Regions from separate parts of the Homo sapiens genome. Here region 2 is linked to region 1. The links are chromatin loops, found by intact Hi-C in ENCODE. Cell type or tissue: mammary epithelial cell. All regions are shown on one strand. Each heading gives the region's core, and the rest is flanking DNA. Links, peaks and the distances in the headings are about the cores only. Region 1 has its middle 130 kb from the start of ZMAT1. Region 2 has its middle 23 kb from the start of ARMCX4.

Region 1 (9,465 bases), core at 1,011-9,010:
TATAATTCATATTAAGAGTTACTCTATTTAACTGGCTAAACTTTGTGCTGAGAGAGCTGATGGACAAAACTGCCTAGGGTCAGAGAAAAGAGGTCACAATATGCACAGATGTAATGCTCCTAGGGCAGTGACCAGGACTTCACAAATAAACCGTGGGTGCCAGTACTGTCACCTCCCTGAAGGCAGAAGAGACCATTCAGTTCGGCAGTGGTAAGTCCAGCATGGATGCCAGACCTCCCCTTCCCAGGAGAGCATCCATAAAGTGTCTGCTCATTATTAGGACACTGGAGGAAGGGCTCTGCATTGGACACATTTGCACTATAATTTACAGACATAATTAATATACCTGACATATAAGGAAAACTACTATCTAAAAGAGTTGTGTACATGTCTACCAACAGGTAATTTAAAGAAAAAAATGAAGGCAATGGCAATCAACATATGTAAAATTGCTTAAACACATCAAAAATTAAAGAAATCTAATAAAAAGCACTGAGATGCAGAAATATATAAGCAAGTTACAGAACATAACATACAACATGGCATGATTTTTGAATGACATATATTTCCATAAGGATATACATAGGTCATTTTTTTTTTTTGAGATGGAGTTTTGCTCTTTTTGCCCAGGCTGGAGCGCAATAGCGCAATCTTGGCTCACTGCAACTTCTGTCTCACAGGTTCAAGCAATTCTTCTGCCTCAGCCTCCCGAGTAGCTGGGATTACAGGCACACGCCACCACACCCGGCTAATTTTGTATTTTTAGTAGAGACAGGGCTTCTCCTTGTTGGTCAAGCTGGTCTTGAACTCCTGACCTCAGTTGTTCTGCCTGCCTTGGCCTCCCAAAGTGCTGGGATTTCAGGCGTGAGCCACTGCGCCCAGCCACATATGTCATATTTTAAAATATAAATGAACCCACAGAAACAAATCTAGAGAATATTTACAAATCAATTGAATTATTATCTTGAGAAAGGTCATAGTAATAGGGGAAACATAAGACAATGCCTCTTATAATTGTATATTTCTCCAGTGTTTTCAAGAGCTGGGGGAATACATACAGCTCACTGATTTTTAATTCGCAAAATAACCGAGATACAATTATGACAGCATAGAATAAACCTAGTTGTAGTTTGATTTACAAAACTAATGCTGAAAAAATATATAGTTCTGGACATTAAAAGATATTAAATGTCAGATAACATAAAAAGGAGGTTATACACCACATTATATTTATAACGACACATACACATTCACTCAACTGTGTTTAATTTGAGAGGGGGGTCAAAGGAAACATCCTGTCACATGAATTAATACCCATGGGCTCTGTCGCCATCTCTGCTTAGTGCTTTGTCTGCCGTATAACTTCCAGAAAGTTTATTCTGGTGGGCTTACACAGCCCTCCTTTCCCTCCTTCCCTCCTTCCTAGATCTCTTGCTAAAGTGATATCCAAGCTGCAGTTCTAGATTGGGTCAACAGATGGCATTGATTGACTTTCAATTTCAATTTTATTTTTCAATGAAAAAAATACTCATTTCACAAAATGAACAAATTGTACTTTGAATGGAGATTATGAAGAAGTATGGAAATAAAATAAAGATTCATTCCTTAACTCAGCAATTAACACATTTCATTTACTACATTAAATTTTGTAGAATATGGTTCTCAAACTTCAGCTTGCATCAGAATCACTTTGGACCTTGTGGCAAACTGGGGAGTACAGGTACCCCATAAATTTGTACAAACAACAAAGAAAGAAAAGACTGCTAGTACCAACCACAAGAGTTTCTGATTCAGTAGGTCTAGGATGGAGCCTAAGAATTAGCACTTTCTAGCAAGTTCCCAGGTGATACTGACACTGCTGGTCTGGGGACCAAACATTGAGATCCACCAATGCAGATCATAAAAACAAACACAAACAAAGCAAAATAGCACCTTATCCTTTACATAATACCTGGAGAATCACACTGTGCTGAGAATGCTGGGATCAAGGAAATGGGGTCATAGTGTGCAGTGGGACCACAGACTCAAGCAGTGGATACCACAATGTCACTCTCTGTAAAGCATGAAGGGACCAGTCACTAATCAATACAACGGCATAGAGCCCGTATGTGGACAATGTGGTGATTTCATCACATCTCCCACCCCAGGGGAGCCCTGTGGGTGAAGAATTAAGCTCCAGGCTCCCTGAGGCTCAGGGATCTAAAGTAACTGCCCAGATCTCACCTGGCCAAGCCCTGTTTCTTCCACTGCATCTCCAGACCGGGTGCTCTTTATTAGTTAAAGTACATTTTTTTAGGCTCTGCTTATTATTATTAAGGTAATCCACACTCATTTTGGACCATGTGGAAAATAGTGTCAAATACAGACAAGAAAATATATCCAGCACTCCTGCCCCTTCATGGTAAACACAATTAACATCTTGGTGTATTCTGTTATAGTATTTTTTCTCTACTTTAATATATGCCCACAAAGATAGATAGTAGCATTTCTGGAGAAGAGACATCTGTTTGGGGGGAAGTGACAGGACTGCTATCAGGACACAGTTCCTTTGACTGCAGCCTTCTGTACAGCAGATCTGTTATTAGGATTGGTTCCTCTGCACTGTTTCTTCATTCCAAGACTCAAAGGAAATCTCTTTATCTTGCACCTCTTAGAGTCTTTCTTCCCTTACAACATAAAAGACAAAGTACTAAGGACAGGAAAGCACATATGATGGTAGGAAATGGCATGAGGATTTTTCTGTTCCCTTCCAAAGCCCCTCAGGTAACTCATCCTACAATACTGGACAGTCACCATGGCTAATACATCACATTTCCCTCTGTACACTTAGGGTCCCAACTGTTCTCTCTTAGAGTTATGCATTTAGTTTCTATCACAGACATCTCTTCTGCAGAGAAGGCAAGGTGAGGCTAAGATAGTAAGCACTAAAGCCTCCCATGGGTTTCTCATTTCCCTAAAACAACTCTGAAAAGAAAGCATCATTATTTTCATTTTACTGATGATCAGCTCCAGGCTTGCCAAAGATAAACCACATATCCAGATAAGTGGCAACAATGAAATTCAGCCACCGAACATGCCCAGAGTATACCCAGCAGCTTCTATTGTAGATGTGGGCTTCTACAATGCAATGTGGGTAAGAAATGATAGTTGTAAACTTTTCTGGTATTGTGCTGAACTTTGGCATGCCCACATGGGAAAATACTTAGACAACTCCCCTTAGTGATGATGTTTGTGGAGAAGAAATCCTGTCCTAGGCTAGGAGGCATGTTGATTGGCAGTTCCTGAAGTAGCGAATAAATCAGATGAAAGTACAAGTTTTAGACATTGGGAAAGTGACATGGAGGAAGGAAATTCTTGTTTATCAAAGCTTGAGTTACATCTAAGGAATTTTATATTGTATCTCTTCTAAATATGATAATAAATTCAAGGTAGGTAATAAGGATCGCTTACGAGAAATGAGGAAAGCCAAGACTTAAGAGGCTAAGTAAGTTACCCTTAGTGCCAAGTCTGTAAAACACAGGCCAGGGACTCTAAAACCCAAGCCTTTCTCACTATGATGTCTTCCTGGGCTTTGAATGGTTTCTATCTAAAATCTTCTCATAAAGTGGCAATCTTTACACTCCTGTGAATCTTAAAAACTTTTACAATGAACTGTATTGATTTCTTCATCATTAAAATCCATGAGATTTTAACATTTAAAGTTGCATTAAAAATTGGAGGGGAAATTATCCACATATACCTCAGAAACCACTTTACATGCCAGGAACTCTCTTTAACCAGAAGAGAAACAAATGAAAATTTAAAATCTCATAGAAAATTAGAGGAATGCAATTAAACTTATGAGAAGATATCCAATAGCAATGAATACACAACTAAAAATTCAGGTACCCTTATTCTCAGCTAGGGAAGGTAAATTGCATGACAAAGTTTGCAGTCATCCCATTTTCATGAAGAATATGTGTATATACATGCTGTCTGTTCAGGCTGCTATAACAAAATGCCACAGTCTGGGTGACTTAAATGACAGACATTTATTTCTGATAGTTCTGGAGGCTGGAAAGTCCAAGACCAAGTGTCAGTAGAGTCAGCGTCTGGTGATGGCTCTTTTCATGGCTTGTAGACAGCCACTTTCTTGCTGTTTGCTCACATTACCCTTGGTGCATACTCGTGAAGAAAGAAAGAGATCTCTCTCTCTCTTCCTCTGCTTATAAGGGCGTCAATCCCATCATGAGGGTCCCACTCTCATGGTCTAATCTAAACTTAATTGTACCCCAAAGGCCCCACCTCCAAATACTATCACCTTGGAAGCTAGGGCTTCAATGCGTAAATTTGGGAGGATAGAAACATTCATCTCATAACACATGTTCACACATTGTACATCTTTATGTATTTTGTACATACATATTTCCATATATATTCTCAGGAACATTTCTTTCTATGGAGAAAAAAAATCATCTGTTGAATATGCTCTGCACCATTAACAAAGGATACCTCAGCAGAGTGAAGGAGGTAGATACAGGATTGTTTCATTTCCACATTAGCATGTCTTTTGCTCAGTTTCTTTCAATTACAAACATATATTAGTTTTGTGATTTAGGAAAGTAATTGTTATAAATTTGTGAAAAAATAAAAACTTATTATAATCTAATCTCAGGAATTTATTTTGTATAAGTCTACTGACCTGGAAAGCAATTTGCACTTAGTAATATAAATAATGTAGTATAAAAAACAAGGAGATCCTGCCATTTGCCACAACAAGGATGGACCTGGAGGTCATTATACTAAATGAAATAAGCCAGACACAGAAAGACAAATATTGCACAGTCCCACTTATGTGTCAAATGTTTTTTAAAGGTCAAATATAGAGAGAGACAAGAAAATAGCGGTTACAAGGGTTAGGGTGGGAGAAGGAAATGGGGAGATGTATACATCAAAGATACAAAGCGCAAACATGTAGGATGAACAAATCAAAAGATCTAACGTCCAATATGAGGAATATAGTAAATAATAGTGTATTGCATTCGGATTTTTGCTAAATGAGTAGATTACAGCTGTTCTTGCCAAAAGAAGGAAAATAGGAAACTCCGTGAGATGATGATGGATATGTTAATCTGTTCCACTACAGTAACCATTTTACTATATGTATCTTATAACATCATGTTGTACATCTTACAATTTATAATGAAATTAATTTTTAAAAAGGAATTCATAGTTAACGGTGAGATTTTTTTAAAAGAGCAAATTACACATTGTATTTACAATATGATTGGCCCCCCCTTATTGTTGATAATACTGCCGTGTGCATAAGTACATGTTATAAATCAACTGTGTTTAAAAGGATATAACCCAAAATACAAAATACAGACACATGCACAAACATGCGCTGATATAGTTTATCAGAGACACTCACACTGGTGGCTTTCTCTTTATTTGAGACAGGGGTGGAACTTCCTGCCAAGAACTCAGAGAGCCAGGCAGCAATAGATTAAGCAGGAAGGGCTGCCTGTGCCATTCAAGCCTCCAGCAAGCCCTGTTTGGCGGGTCAGGCCAGAGGCCCCTCCCTCTCCAGATCCTTACAGAGCCTCCTCCCAGATATTCAGAGATGTAGTTCTGGCTTTGACCAGCAGGTGGCAATTATCTCTATAGTCCACATCTGCTGCGATGGAAAAGTAACAATTTTTGCAAAGAGAGACAAAGACAATATGAAATGAATAATACAAAATATATTTGAAAAATTCATGTGGAGAGAAAAAACTTGAATGTGTATTGCTGTTTTAGTTTTTGATAATGACTTCCAAAGCTGGGTCTCTCACAATTATTCTTCCATTCTGTACGTATTTTTGGGGGGGCTGGGCACTGCCAACTCAAGTCCATTTGTCCATCCCACTCTTTTCTTTGAAGCCCAGACTCTCATTTTCAACTGCCTGCAGGACATACTCATTTGGAGAAAGACGACTGCAATTTGTTTCTACATGTGTGGAGTGAGTGTGTGTTTCTCTAATGTTAAACTGAAGAGTAAAGAATAGGCAGGATAACTCATTAAATAATAAAAAGAAATGGCACAAATAACTTTTCCTCTTCCAAACTCCAAAGGAAAGCATATGCTACAAAAAGTAACACCAAAGCTCACAAGTTACATAAATACGTGTATATTGCATGTTTTCTGTGTATATTTTCAAATAATCCTTAATATAGTTATTCCATTCATTTTACATCAAAATCCCCCGTTGATGGAATGAAGAATTCTGGAACTAACATTTCTAATATCACTTAAAGAAGTGGCATGTTTCGGATGCTTTCTTTTTATTGTTTTTACCTTTTATTTTCAGTTCAGGGTACATGTTTAGGTTTCTTATATAGGAAAATTGCATGCATGTCGCTGTGGTTTGGTGTACAGATTATTTCATCATCCAGGTAATAAGCAGTGTATCCTCTATTAGTCCATTTTCACATTGCTATAAAGAACTTCCCTGAGACTATAATTTATAAAGGAATGACGTTTAATTGACTCACAGTTACACATGGCTGGTCAGGGGGGCCTCAGGAAACTTAAAATCATGGTGGAAGATGAAGGAGATGCAAGTACCTTCTTCACCAGGTGGCAGGAAAAGAGAGAGTGTGAAGGAGAAACTTCCAAACACTTATAAAATCATCAGATCTCGTGAGAACTCACTCACGATCATGAGAACAGCATGGGGGAAACCACCCCCCATGATCCAATCACCTCCGACCAGTTCCTCCCTCAACACCTGGGGATTACAAATCAAGATGAGATTTGGGTTGGAACACAAAGCCAAACCATATCATAACCGATAGGTAGTTTTTTATCCTCACCCTCTCCACACCCTCCACCCCCCAGTAGGCCCTGGTATCTGTTGTTCCTTTCTTTATATCCATATGTACTCCATGTATAGCTCCCACTTATAAGTGAGAACATGTGATATCCGGTTTTCTATTCCTGCATTAGTTTGCTTAGGATAATGACCTCCAGCTCCACCCATGTTGCTGCAAAGGACATGATCTCATTCTTCTTTACGATTGTGTAGTATTCCATGGTGTATATATACCACATTTTCTTTATCCAATCTACCATTGATGGGCATTTAAGTTGATTCCATGTCTTTGCTACTTTGAATAGTGCTTTGCTATTGTGAATGTGTCTTTATGGTAAAACGATTTACATTCTTTTGGGTATATACCCAATAATGGAATTGCTGGGTCAAATGCTAATTCTGTTTTAAGTTCTCTGAGAAATCCACAGTATTTCTACAGTGGCTGAATTAATTTACATTACCACTAGAAGTGTATAAGTTCATTTTTCTCTACAACCTTGTCAGCACCTTTCATTTTTCGACTTTTTAATAGCCATTCTGACTGGTGTGAGATGGTATCTCACTGTGGTTTTGATTTGCATTTTTCTAATGATTCACGATGTTGAGCTTTTTTGCATATACTTGTTGGCTGTGTGTATGTCTTCTTTCGAAAAGTGTTTGTTCACTTTACTATATGTCCTTTGCCCATTTTTGAATGGGATTAGTTGGTTTTTGATTATTGGTTTAAGTTCTTTATAGATTCTGGATATTAGATATTTATGAGATGCATAGTTTGCAAGTATTTTCTCACATTCTGTGAGTTGTCTGTTTACTCTGTTGATAGTTTTTTTGCTATGCAGTAGCTCTTTAATCAGGTCCTATTTGTCAATTTTTGTTTTTGTTGAAATTGCTTCGGCATCTTCATCATGAAATATTTTCCAGGACCTATGTCCATAATGGTATTTCCTAGGTGATCTTTCAGCATCTTTACAGTTTTAAGTTTTACATTTAAGTCTTTAACCCATTTTGAGTTGATTTTTCTATATGGTGTAAGAAGGGGGTCCAGTTTCAGTCTTCTGTGTATGGCTAGCCAGTTATCTCAGCACCATTTATTCAATAGGAAGTTGTTTCCCCATTGCTTGTTTTTGTCGATTTTGTTGAATATCAGATGGTTGTAAGTGTGTGGCATTATTTCTGGGCTCTAGATTCTGTTCTCTTTTTCTATGTGCCTATTTTTGTATGCACACCATGCTGTTTTGGTTACTGTAGCCTCGTAGTATAGTTTGAAGTCAGGTAATGTGATGTCTCCAGCTTTGTTCTTTTTGCTTATGATTGCTTGGCTATTTGGCTTCTTTTATGGTTCCATATGAATTTTAAAACAGTTTTTTCTAATTCCGTGATGGGTGTCACTGGTAGCTTGAAAGGAATAGCATTGAATCTGTAAATTGCTTTGGGCAGCATGGACATTTTAACAATATTGAATCTTCCTATCCATGAGCATGGAATGTTTTTCCATTTGTTTGTGTCATCTCTGAATTCTTTTTTTTTTTTTTTTTTTAAGACGGAGTTTCGCTCTTGTTGCCCAGGCTGGAGTGCAATGGCACGATGGAGCAGTGTTTTATAATCTCTCATTGTAGAGATCTTTCACCTCTCTGGTTAGCTGTATCCCTAGGTTTTTTTTTTTTTTTTTTTTTTTTTTTTGGCTATTCTGAATGGGATTGTGTCCTCGATTTGGCTCTCAGCTTGGATGTTATTAGTACATTGAAATCTTACTGATTTTTGCATTGATTTTGTATCCTGAAACTTTGCTGAAGTTGTATATCAGATCAAGGAGCTTTTGGGCAGAGACTATGGCAGTATCACCAGACATTGTCTACAGTTCATCTGATAGTCTCCTTTTAAAAATCCTTTTAGGCATGTTTTTGCTACTTCGCAATAATTTATTTCTTTCCTTATTATTTTCCATTTATTTGTATGTATGATAATATACATGCATATATGATAATAAAGACTAATTTATTGACTATAAAAACACAGTGCTAATGAAAGGGCCGGGAACAAAGCCAAAAGGTCATGGCGAAGTTTCATCACATCTTAACAGTCACCAGTGCAGGGAACAACTTAGTGCCATAGGGACAAGCAAGCTACCACTGCCCCTTGCCTCTCCATCCCACAACCACCCATGTGCCCAAGACCTAATGATGGAAAATGGCTGGGCATAAGGCAAGGCCAACCTGAGAGATTGTGAGTATTCTCAAAAGGACAGACAGAAAGTGCAGGTGTAGACGGAGCCATGAGGATGATCAGACCAGTTATACAGAGAAACATTTGCACATCTGAGTGCATGGTGAACTTGGCAGTGCTTCAGTAGCACTGTGCTAAAAGGGAACCAAATCAGAATTCTCAGTTTACTGTTCAATGTTTAAGTTCATCTTGCCTTTCCATACAGACATTCACATCTTCACTTTAAAATAACACACAATTCTCATGTCTTCTGCTAAATCATTTCTTTTCCCAGAGCATAAAAATGGGTCATCTCAACAGCATAAGGATTTCTTTGTATTCAGCCATATTTATTTTGAGAATTTAATAGAGAGTATTTATACTGGACCAGGGGTTTGTTTTGGTCGAACACTTTTTGAATAGCTATCAA
Region 2 (9,465 bases), core at 1,075-9,074, 340 kb after region 1:
GCCTTTTTTAAATTCATAGGTTTTGGCCAGGTGTGGTGGATCATGCCTGTAATCCCAGCATTTTGGGAGGCCAAGGCAGGCAGATCACTTGAAGCCAGGAGTTTGAGACCATCCTGGCCAACATGGTGAAACCCCATCTCTACTTAAAATACAAAAAATTAGCCGGGCATGGTGGCGCATGCCTGTAATCCCAGCTACTCAGGTGGCTGAGGCACGAGAATCACGTGAACCTGAGAAGTGAAGGTTGCAGTGAGCCCAGATCACACCATAGCACTCCAGCCTGGACAACAGAGCGAGACCCTGTCTCAAAAGAAAAATCATAGGCTTTTAAAAATCAAGTGTATTTTTTAATTATGTTCTTAATATTTGTGTATTTCTCTATATATAATTTTACCAAAATTTTTAAAAATACAAAAATAAAAAGGATTCAATATGGAATAAGATAAGGCCACTACTATCTCATTTGTTGCCTTTGCATAAATGAGACAAAAGAGATTCCTCTAGGAAGATGCCACCCAGTTGGCACATGGCTTTGTGCAAATTAGCAAAAGAGATTAATTACAAATTAGCAAAAGGGATCACTTTAATCAGGTTTATTGGTGTATAATTTACACACAGTAAAGTTTGTTCTTCTAGGGTGTAAAGTTCTATGAGTTCTGGCAAGTGTATGTAGTCATGTAACTACCACCACGATCAAGATACAGAATATTTTCATCACCCCACCAAGTGCCCTTGTACCATATAGTCAACCCTCTCTCTTCAGCCTCAGCACCCCCAAAAAACCACTGATCTGATTTCTGTCCTATAACTTTTGCTTTTCTCGGAATGTCATATAAATGAAACAAGACTTTTTATGTCTGAGATTCATTTAACATAGTGCTTTTGAGCTTCATTCATGTTGTTGCTTGTATTAATTGCTTGGTCCTTCTTATTGCTAAGTAGTATGCCATTGTATAGTACAATTTATTTATTCACCAGATGATGGACACTTGGGTTGTTTCTAGGTTAGGCCAATTACCAAGAAAGCTGCTATAAATATTTGCATGCAAGTCTTTGTGTGGACCTATGTTTTTATTTCTCTTGGGTAAATACTGAGGAGTGGGATTGTTGAGTCACATGGGAAGTGTATGTTTAACTCTATACAAAACTCTTTTCCAAAGTGGCTGTACCATTTTACATTCCCACTAGAATCATATGAGAGTTCCAGTTGCTCCAATTCTGACATGCACTTGGTTTTGTCATTTTTAAAGCCACTCTAACAGATGCAGATATTCTAATCTTTTACCTGTATTTTTAAAATTCAGTTGTTGTTTTCTTAATATCGAATTGTGAGAGTTCTTTATATATTCTGGATAAAGTCCTTTATTAGCTTTGTTAAGTTACAAATATTTCATCCCTGTCTATAGTTCAGCTTTCATTTCCTTAACAGCATCTTAGAAAGGGCAGTAGTCTTTATTTGGGTACATCCAGTTTATTTATTCACCGTTTATGGTTTGTCCTATTTGTGTCCTACCAAAAAAAGTTTGCCAAACACAAGATCACAAATATTTTCTATTATATTTTCTTCTAGACATTTTATAATTTTAATAATTTTAAAGTTGTAGCTTAATTTTGCAATAGCTAAAGGATATACACTGTGTTATTTCACCCTTTGCTGTTTGTTGAGACTAAATTTATGCCTTTCATGTAGTGAAATTTTGTAGATGCTCCTTGTACCTAAAAATAAACTGTATTCTGCAGTTTTAGAGTGCAGGGTTCTACATTTGTCAGTTATGTTAAGATTACTTGTGCAATTCAAATATTTGTTAGTCTTACTTATTTTTGTCTTATTTTACCAATACTGAGAAAAGTTTATACAATGAAACACCATGCGGCAATAATAATGAACAAACTACTGCCGCATGTAACCAAATGGATGAATCTCACAAACATAATGTTGTTATATTATTAAAAGCTGTATTATTAGATGCATGCAAATTTAGAATTATTTGATCTTCCTGCTGAATTGACTCTTTTATCATTACGAAATGTCCCTTTTTGTCTTTACTACCACTTCTTGCTTTAAAGTCTACTTTATCTGATATTAATACAACTACATCAGCTTTTTTGTTAATATTTGCATGGCATATCTTTTTCCATCTTTTTACTTTTAGCCTTCTGTGGCTTCATATTAAAAGTGGATCTCTTATAGACAACATGTAGTTATTTTTTAATACATTCTGATTTTGTGTTTTAACTGGAATGTTTAGGCTGCTTACCTATAATATATATTATATAGATGGTATATTTGGTATTTTGGGGCTTAAATCTACCATCTTACTTTTTGCTTTGTATTTGTTCTTCCTGTTTTATATTGCTTTTTCTCTTTTCTCTTGCCCTCTTTTGAAATGCATAATGGTTTTTTATAATTCCATTTTCCCCATTATCTTGTTAATTATAGATTCTATTACTATTCATGTAGTGGTTACCTTAGAGAATAAAAAATACATCCTAGACATTACTCAAGCCTAGTATAAATTTTACATTGTCTGACTATAGCACACTCCTAAATAAGTATTAGATCCCTTGCCTGCATTCCGCACTCCATCTGTGATTCCAAAGCCTGTGAGATTTTCTATATATATTACTGCCTTGGAGACCAAGTGATGTTGGTCATACACCTTGGCCCTTTAGCACAAAGAAAGGGATTTTATCTCCATCAAGAGAGATACATAAACTGGTACCCATATATACGCATCATTTCATAATATATGTGCACCATTCCAAACAAATGTAACACAGCCATATCCTGAGCTCTAGAAATCTAGAAATCCATCATCTAAAAGGGGAAGCAATGCAGTAAAATTGGAGTTGTGCATATTGGAGTCAGAGTAAGATGGAACCTGGAAACGTTTTCACCCTCTCTTGACCTATCTTCACTTATTTTATAGGTATAACTTGACATTCTTGAACCTACCACTTGATGTTAGCAAATCCTAGAAAGGGATGGGCTGTTCTAGTTGTGGTATTGTGGGTGTTCATTCCCATTCTCTCTCTGTTTTAATATATTTTCTAAATGTTCTACAATGAACACATTTTATTTATTTATTTACTTATTTGAGACGGAGTTTCACTCTTTTTGCCCAAGCTGGAATGCAATGGCGCTATCTCAGCTCACTGCAACTTCCACCTCCCAGGTTCAAGTGATTCTCCTGCCCCAGGCTCCCAAGTAGCTGGGATTACAGGCACCCGCCACCACGCCTGGCTAATTTTTTTTGTATTTTTCATCGAGACGGGGCTTCACCATGTTGGCAAAGCTGGTCTCGAACTCCTGACCTCAGGTGATCCACCCGCCTCTGCCTCTCAAACTGCTGGGATTACAGGCATGAGCCACCGCACCCAGCCTGAACACATATTATTTAAATCTTAGAAAAAATAGGCTGGGCGCGGTGGCTCACGCCTATAATCCCAGCACTTTGGAAGGCCGAGGCAGGTGGATCACTCGAGCTCAGGAGTTGGAGACCAGCCGGGGCAACATGGCGAAACCTTATCTCTACCAAAAATACCAAAAAAAATTAGCCGGGCATGGTGGTGCACACCTGTGTTCCCAGCTACTTGGGTGGCTGAGGTGGGAGGATCCATCACTTGAGCCTGGGAGACGGAGGTTGCAGTGAAGCAAGATCACGCCACTCTGCACTTCAGCCTAGGTGACACAGTGAGACCGCCTCTCAATAAATAAATAAATAAATAATAAAATTAATACTACACATAGTAGGCACTTAATTGTAGCAAGCACTTTATCCATTCCTCTTTGTTATAGAGCAAAATAATACTGTTCATTATCACTACCAAGCTACCACTGGGTCTCTTACTTCTATAACCCCAGTGTCTTTCCCGAAGACAAGACTGGTTCTCACTTTCCCTGAGGTTCAGTTTCCACTTCTTTAAAATGAGGATAACAATCCCTCCTCAAAGGATTGATCTAAATATTTAATGTTATCATGTGTGGGCAGGGGCCAAAGTCTATGCAAATTGACCCCTAACCTAATGGAGAGGCACACAAAAAAGACAAGAGTCCCTTGAAAGAGGAGCAGTGGTACAGTTTGCCAAGAGCACTTGCAAGAGAGTGCTGGAAATGTAGTCTGGATCCATGGGATGAGGAGCCTTGCATGCCAGCTGGGAAAGAGTGCATAGTTCTCTTGGGTGGGTAGTGGATTGCCTCTGAGGGTGTTTGTGTGACAATATTAGAGCTAACTTCAGGGAAACCGTTCTGAGCAGCTGTATGTAAAGTGGCCTGATTCGGGAAGTCATTATAGGTGTATGGTATTTGAGGACTTGAACCACCTCCTCTCTCCAGAGAGTGCTCTGCAGTGTGGACATCAGCCAACCTTGATGGAGAAAGAGAGACAGAATGGAGCCACCTGGTGATTAGAATCAGAGTTGCAATTATGAAAGTCAGGACAGAGGGCTTTGCAAGGGAAGGAGGAAAGGAGGGAAAGGCTTGGACTTATTGGCACCGGCCAGATCTTTCTGGAATGACCACCCACTGGCAGCAATCCTCTGAATATAGGACTTTCTGTGGTCTCTAAGCCCTAAAACTAGACATCCACTTCCAGCCTGAGCTGAAGGGAAAGCTGCATGTGTGAGTGTGTGATTATTTGGGGTGAAGAAGTTTGAGACATAGCAACACACACATAAGTAGATACATCACCAAATCAGTTGCTTTAATCTGCTCTTTTCCCAAGAAACCAGTATACTGTACACATATTTCCAAAACATAATATATGTGTATCTAATTTTTGGGGGGGTTATATATTTTTGCTCTTTACAAATTTTTATCTTTTTTTTTTTTTTTTTGAGACAGAGTCTCACTCTGTCGCCAGGCTGGAGTGCAGTGGTGCAATCTCGGCTCACTGCAACCTCCAACTCCCTGGTTCAAATGATTCTCCTGCCTCAGCCTCCGGAGTAGCTGGGATTACAGGCACGCATCACCACGCCCAGCTAATTTTTGTATTTTTAGTTGAGACAGAGTTTCACCATGTTGGCCAGGATGGTCTCGATCTCCTGACCTTGTGATCTGCCTGCTTCAGCCTCCCAAAGTACTGGAATTACAGGCGTGAGCCACTGCGCCGGCCTACAAATTTTTATCTTAATAAATGTTCCTGATTACAAAATTTCAAACAAGCCAAAAAGGTGTATGTGTAAATTAAATTTATCCTTTCATCTGCCTGACTCTCACTCCCTGACCCAAAGATTTTCACTGAAAATAGGTGCATGTTCTCCAGATGTGTTTATGTACACGTAATTTACTACTGTATAGCTACATATAAAGAAAAATATTTACATAAAATATACAAAATACACATATTCTTCAAAACTGTAGTCATAACATATTCTTCTGCAATTTTCCTATTTCACTTAATATATCTCTGACTTTCATTGATATTTCATTAGCAATGTTTACTGACATAAATATTGCTCTTTCAGTGAATTTTCTTTTGACATCATTGACCCACTGTTGGTCAGTAAGTCTGCCTAACATATCACAAATATAAGCCCCATTAGTTTGCAAATATTCTCTCTACTTTTCACATAACTTTTACCTTTTTTTCTGCAATACACAGTGTTTTAAATTTTTCAATAATGTTAATTAAAATTATACAGCTTTGTAAATTTAAAATTATTACAAAATAAAGTTTAGTTTTAAAAATAAATAATAAATCACACCCATTAGGATGGCTATTATTTAAAAAAAAAGAGAGGGAGAAAATAGTTAAGTGTTGGTGAGGATGTGGAGAAATTGGAACCCTTGTGTATTGCTTGTAGGAATATAAAATGGTGCAGCCACTGTGGAAAATAGTATGGCAGTTCCTCAAAATATTAGGCATAGAATTACCATATGATCCAGAAATTCCACTTCTGGGTATATAGCCAAAAGAAATGAAACAGAGACTTGAACATATATTTGCACACCCATGCTCACAGCAGCATTACTCACAATAGCCAAAAGGTAGAAACCACCAAATGTCCACGAATGGATGAATGGATAAACAAAAGACAGTATATCCATACAATGGAATATTATTCAGCCTTAAAAAGGAAGGAAAGTCTGTTACATGCTGACTCTGAAAACATTATGCTAAGTGAAAGAAGCCAGACACAAAAGGACAAAAGTGGTATGATTCCACTTGTATGAACTACCCAGAGTAGTCAAATTTATACAGAGAAAAGGATGGTGGTTGCCAGAGTCTAAGGAAAAAGAGAATAGGAAGTTATCATTTAATGGGTATAGAGTTTTATTCAAAATGAAGAGTTCTGGAGATGGACAGTGGTGATGGTTGCACAACAATGTGAGAGTACTTAATGCCACTGAGCTGTACACTTTAAAATGATTAAAATGGTAAATATTATGTTATATTGTACAAATAAATAAATAAAACAGTTCATTATAACAGAAATTGAGCAATACCATGGAGAGCATCAAGTGCCAGCACCCAGGGAAATCAGAGCATTCAGAGCCCTGGAGGCTTCAAACAGAAAAGCTTTAGAGTAATTTCAGTTTTCATTATTTAAGCCTCTCCTAACTACCAGCCCACACTCAAGGATAGGGATTATGCAAGTGCATGAACACTAGGAGGCATGGCTCATTGAGATCACCGTCTTAGAGGCTGCTTACCTCATTTGTCCATCTCTTTATATTGGCTACTGGGAAGGTTTCCTATATCATAAGAATTAGCTACATATATTAATAGTTTGCAAATATTTGCTGTCATCATTTTAGACAAGCTTTACTGATTTTTTGCCATATACTGTGTTTTAAATTTTTCAGTAATAATATAATTTAAAAGTAATATATTTCACTATTTTAAAAAACTAAGCCATACCCCGCCCAGCATCAGTTACCCAGACAGATTGGAGTACTTAGAGCCCTGGTGGATTCCAGACACCATGGGGAAAGCTTTACAGTAATTCCAGGTTTCACTACTAAGTAAGCATTTATAAGACAGTTTCCCTGATTTACTTAACATCTCCTAACTTCCTATACCCTGATCTGAATTACGGATTTAATAATAAGTAATTTGAATAGCTAAGATCAAGGGAGATCCCAGGAGCCTGGAGCTTAATCCCTCACCCACCAGGCTCCCCAGGGTAAGAGATGTGATGAAATCACCAATGCCCACATGAGCTGTTCTAAGGACCAGTGACTGGTTCCCTTACATTTTAGGAGAATGATATAGTGTCACCCCCTGCCTGAGTGAATGGCCCAGGTCATGGGCCTAGGTACACTGCAAACTCTGACCCCTTTGCTTTGACTCCAGGCCATGTACTTCCACCAATCCTCTCAGCTCAGTGCAATTCTCTATGTACCTTGTAAAGAATAAATGCTGTTTTGTTTATTTGTTTGTTTGTCTATTAGCCAGACCAGTGGTTCTCAGACTGTGGTCCCTAGAGCAGTAGCATCAGCATTACCTGGGAACTTCTTAGAAATGCATATCTTTGGGTCTCAACCAGATGGTCTGAATCAGAAACTCTAGGGGCAGGGCCCAGCAATTAGTGTTTATACACCTACAGATGATGCATGCTGAACTTTGAGAGCCTCTGCTCCACTCCATAAATGACTGATAGAGTTTTATATGTTATCACCTCTTGTGAGCCTCAGTCTCCTCAGTGGAGGTGACAGATCCCCCTGCTTTACCACAGTGGTGTGAGGAAAAAATGGGAAAACCTGTGCAGATAGTATCTGGTGATACTTCTGCATTGTAAGAGTAATTACCTTCTGGGGCTGAGAAAAAAATAGAAAATCCCTATGCCATTTCCTTTTTTAAAAAATTGTGTTTTCTTGCCCTCCTTATTTTACCTTTTACGTGACTCTAAGAGAGAACATAATGAGAAAATCAACAAAGAATGTCTGACACATAAAAGGACTTCACCAAATGTTAGTCCTGGCCTACCCTGCTTTCTTTCTCACATAAAGAGAAGACTTTGATATAAACTGCATAGAGCTATTATAGCTATTATAGCTACATAGCTATTATAGATAGCATCTGGAAATATAAGCAAGAAATGAAATATACAGGTAGGCCAGCTTCATGAAGGCCCACAGGCACCCAGGCACCCAGGCACCTGCCCTCCCCACTGCAGCCATTGCCAAGATTTATAAGAAGAAAGTCAATTCAGCTAAAGAGGTGCTAAATAAAGAGCCCAAGAGAAGATCTGAAGGTAGTCGTTCAAACCCGCTCCTGCAGAAGTTAAAATTAAATCATAAACAAAAGGCAAAGTAAAAGGATAAACCTTCAGTAAAAAGTACAAACATAAGGGAAAGGAAGGGCAAAAGGGAAACTCACTGGAGTGGCTAAACAAGACACTAAAGACGGCAAGAAAGGGAAAACATAAAAGGTGAATCTAGCCTCTGATGCAGCAGGATGGAAAGAAGCCAAGTCTGAATAGCATACTTATACCCAGTATTATCAGGGGTCCCAATACTTCCCTTCTACAATATAGGGGAATGGTTTTTATCAAGGACTTTGAAAATCCAAGTTTTTTAGTAGCTCCAGGAACACATTTTTAAGAAGGAAGAGATTCTACCCCATTCCATTTTAATTTTAATTTAATTTTATTTTATTTTATTTAGATAAGTATCAATGCTTTGTTTAGAAGAGGAAATCATGCACTAGCTGCCTAGTAAAGCTAGAAATTAGTAGGATATTGAGCCGGGCACAGTGGCTTACGCCTGTAATCCCAGCACTTTGGGAGGCCAAGGCAGGCAGATCACCTGAGTTCAGGAGTTCGAGACCAGCCTGGCCAACATGATAAAATCCCATCTCTACTAAAAACACAAAAATTAGCCGAGCGTGGGGGCGGGCACCTGTAATCACAGCTACTCGGGAGGCTGAGACACGAGAATTGCTTGAACCCGGGAGGCAGAGGTTGCAGTGAGTCGAGATCATGCCATTGCACTCCGTCTCAAAAAAAAAAAAGGGGGGGGATATTGAATTAAAGGAAGCTTTGACTGTCTTATGTGTCAACTTAACATTCCATAGGTTGGATGCAAGGGTAGTTTTTATTTCCTTTTATATGAAGCATAACGAAATGGTAATTTAGAATCACAATTTTGCAGTTAACATGTCATAAATATTTCAAATTACTTATTTATGTTATTTTACTAGTTACCAAGCAAGAAAGCTATCAAGGGCTAGTGGGGTTGTGTCAAAAGCATTCAGGAGCCAACTTGAAAATGATTGCAACAGCAAATTTGAGCATCATTAAAAATAACAACTGCAATGAACTGATGAGTCGAAACACATCGAATATGTTAAAACTCTAAGAATTCATAATAATATCAAAAAAAAAATCTTTATTGGCCACCTTTGAAGGATGATGCTAAGGGAATCCAAATTGCCCCTCACAGTGACCAGTTATTGAGAGAAATTTTCCATTTACAGAAGGTTTTTTAGGCCAGGCACAGTGGCTCATGCCTGTAATCCC

Evidence for each region. A loop is a pair of places that touch in the nucleus more often than their neighbours do. Peaks named below come from ENCODE experiments on the same cell type or tissue, not always from the same donor. Only the 100,000 strongest peaks of a DNase experiment are listed, where the experiment ranks them.
Region 2: it touches region 1 in a loop (9-fold over the local background); 6 of 110 quality-filtered maps call a loop at or near these places.

What each region holds. Positions count from the first base shown.
Region 1 is chrX:101,795,662-101,805,126 of GRCh38, reverse strand. No RefSeq gene overlaps it. Among named protein-coding and RNA genes, the nearest start is that of ZMAT1, 130 kb to the left of the region's middle. In mammary epithelial cell, for the core only: CTCF peaks have their summits at 1,464 and 5,625 (motif pointing right); a DNase peak (open chromatin) is centred at 5,576.
Region 2 is chrX:101,458,010-101,467,474 of GRCh38, reverse strand. It overlaps a transcript of ARMCX4 not described here. Among named protein-coding and RNA genes, the nearest start is that of ARMCX4, 23 kb to the left of the region's middle. In mammary epithelial cell, for the core only: a CTCF peak has its summit at 4,401 (motif pointing left); no DNase peak of the experiment used is centred there.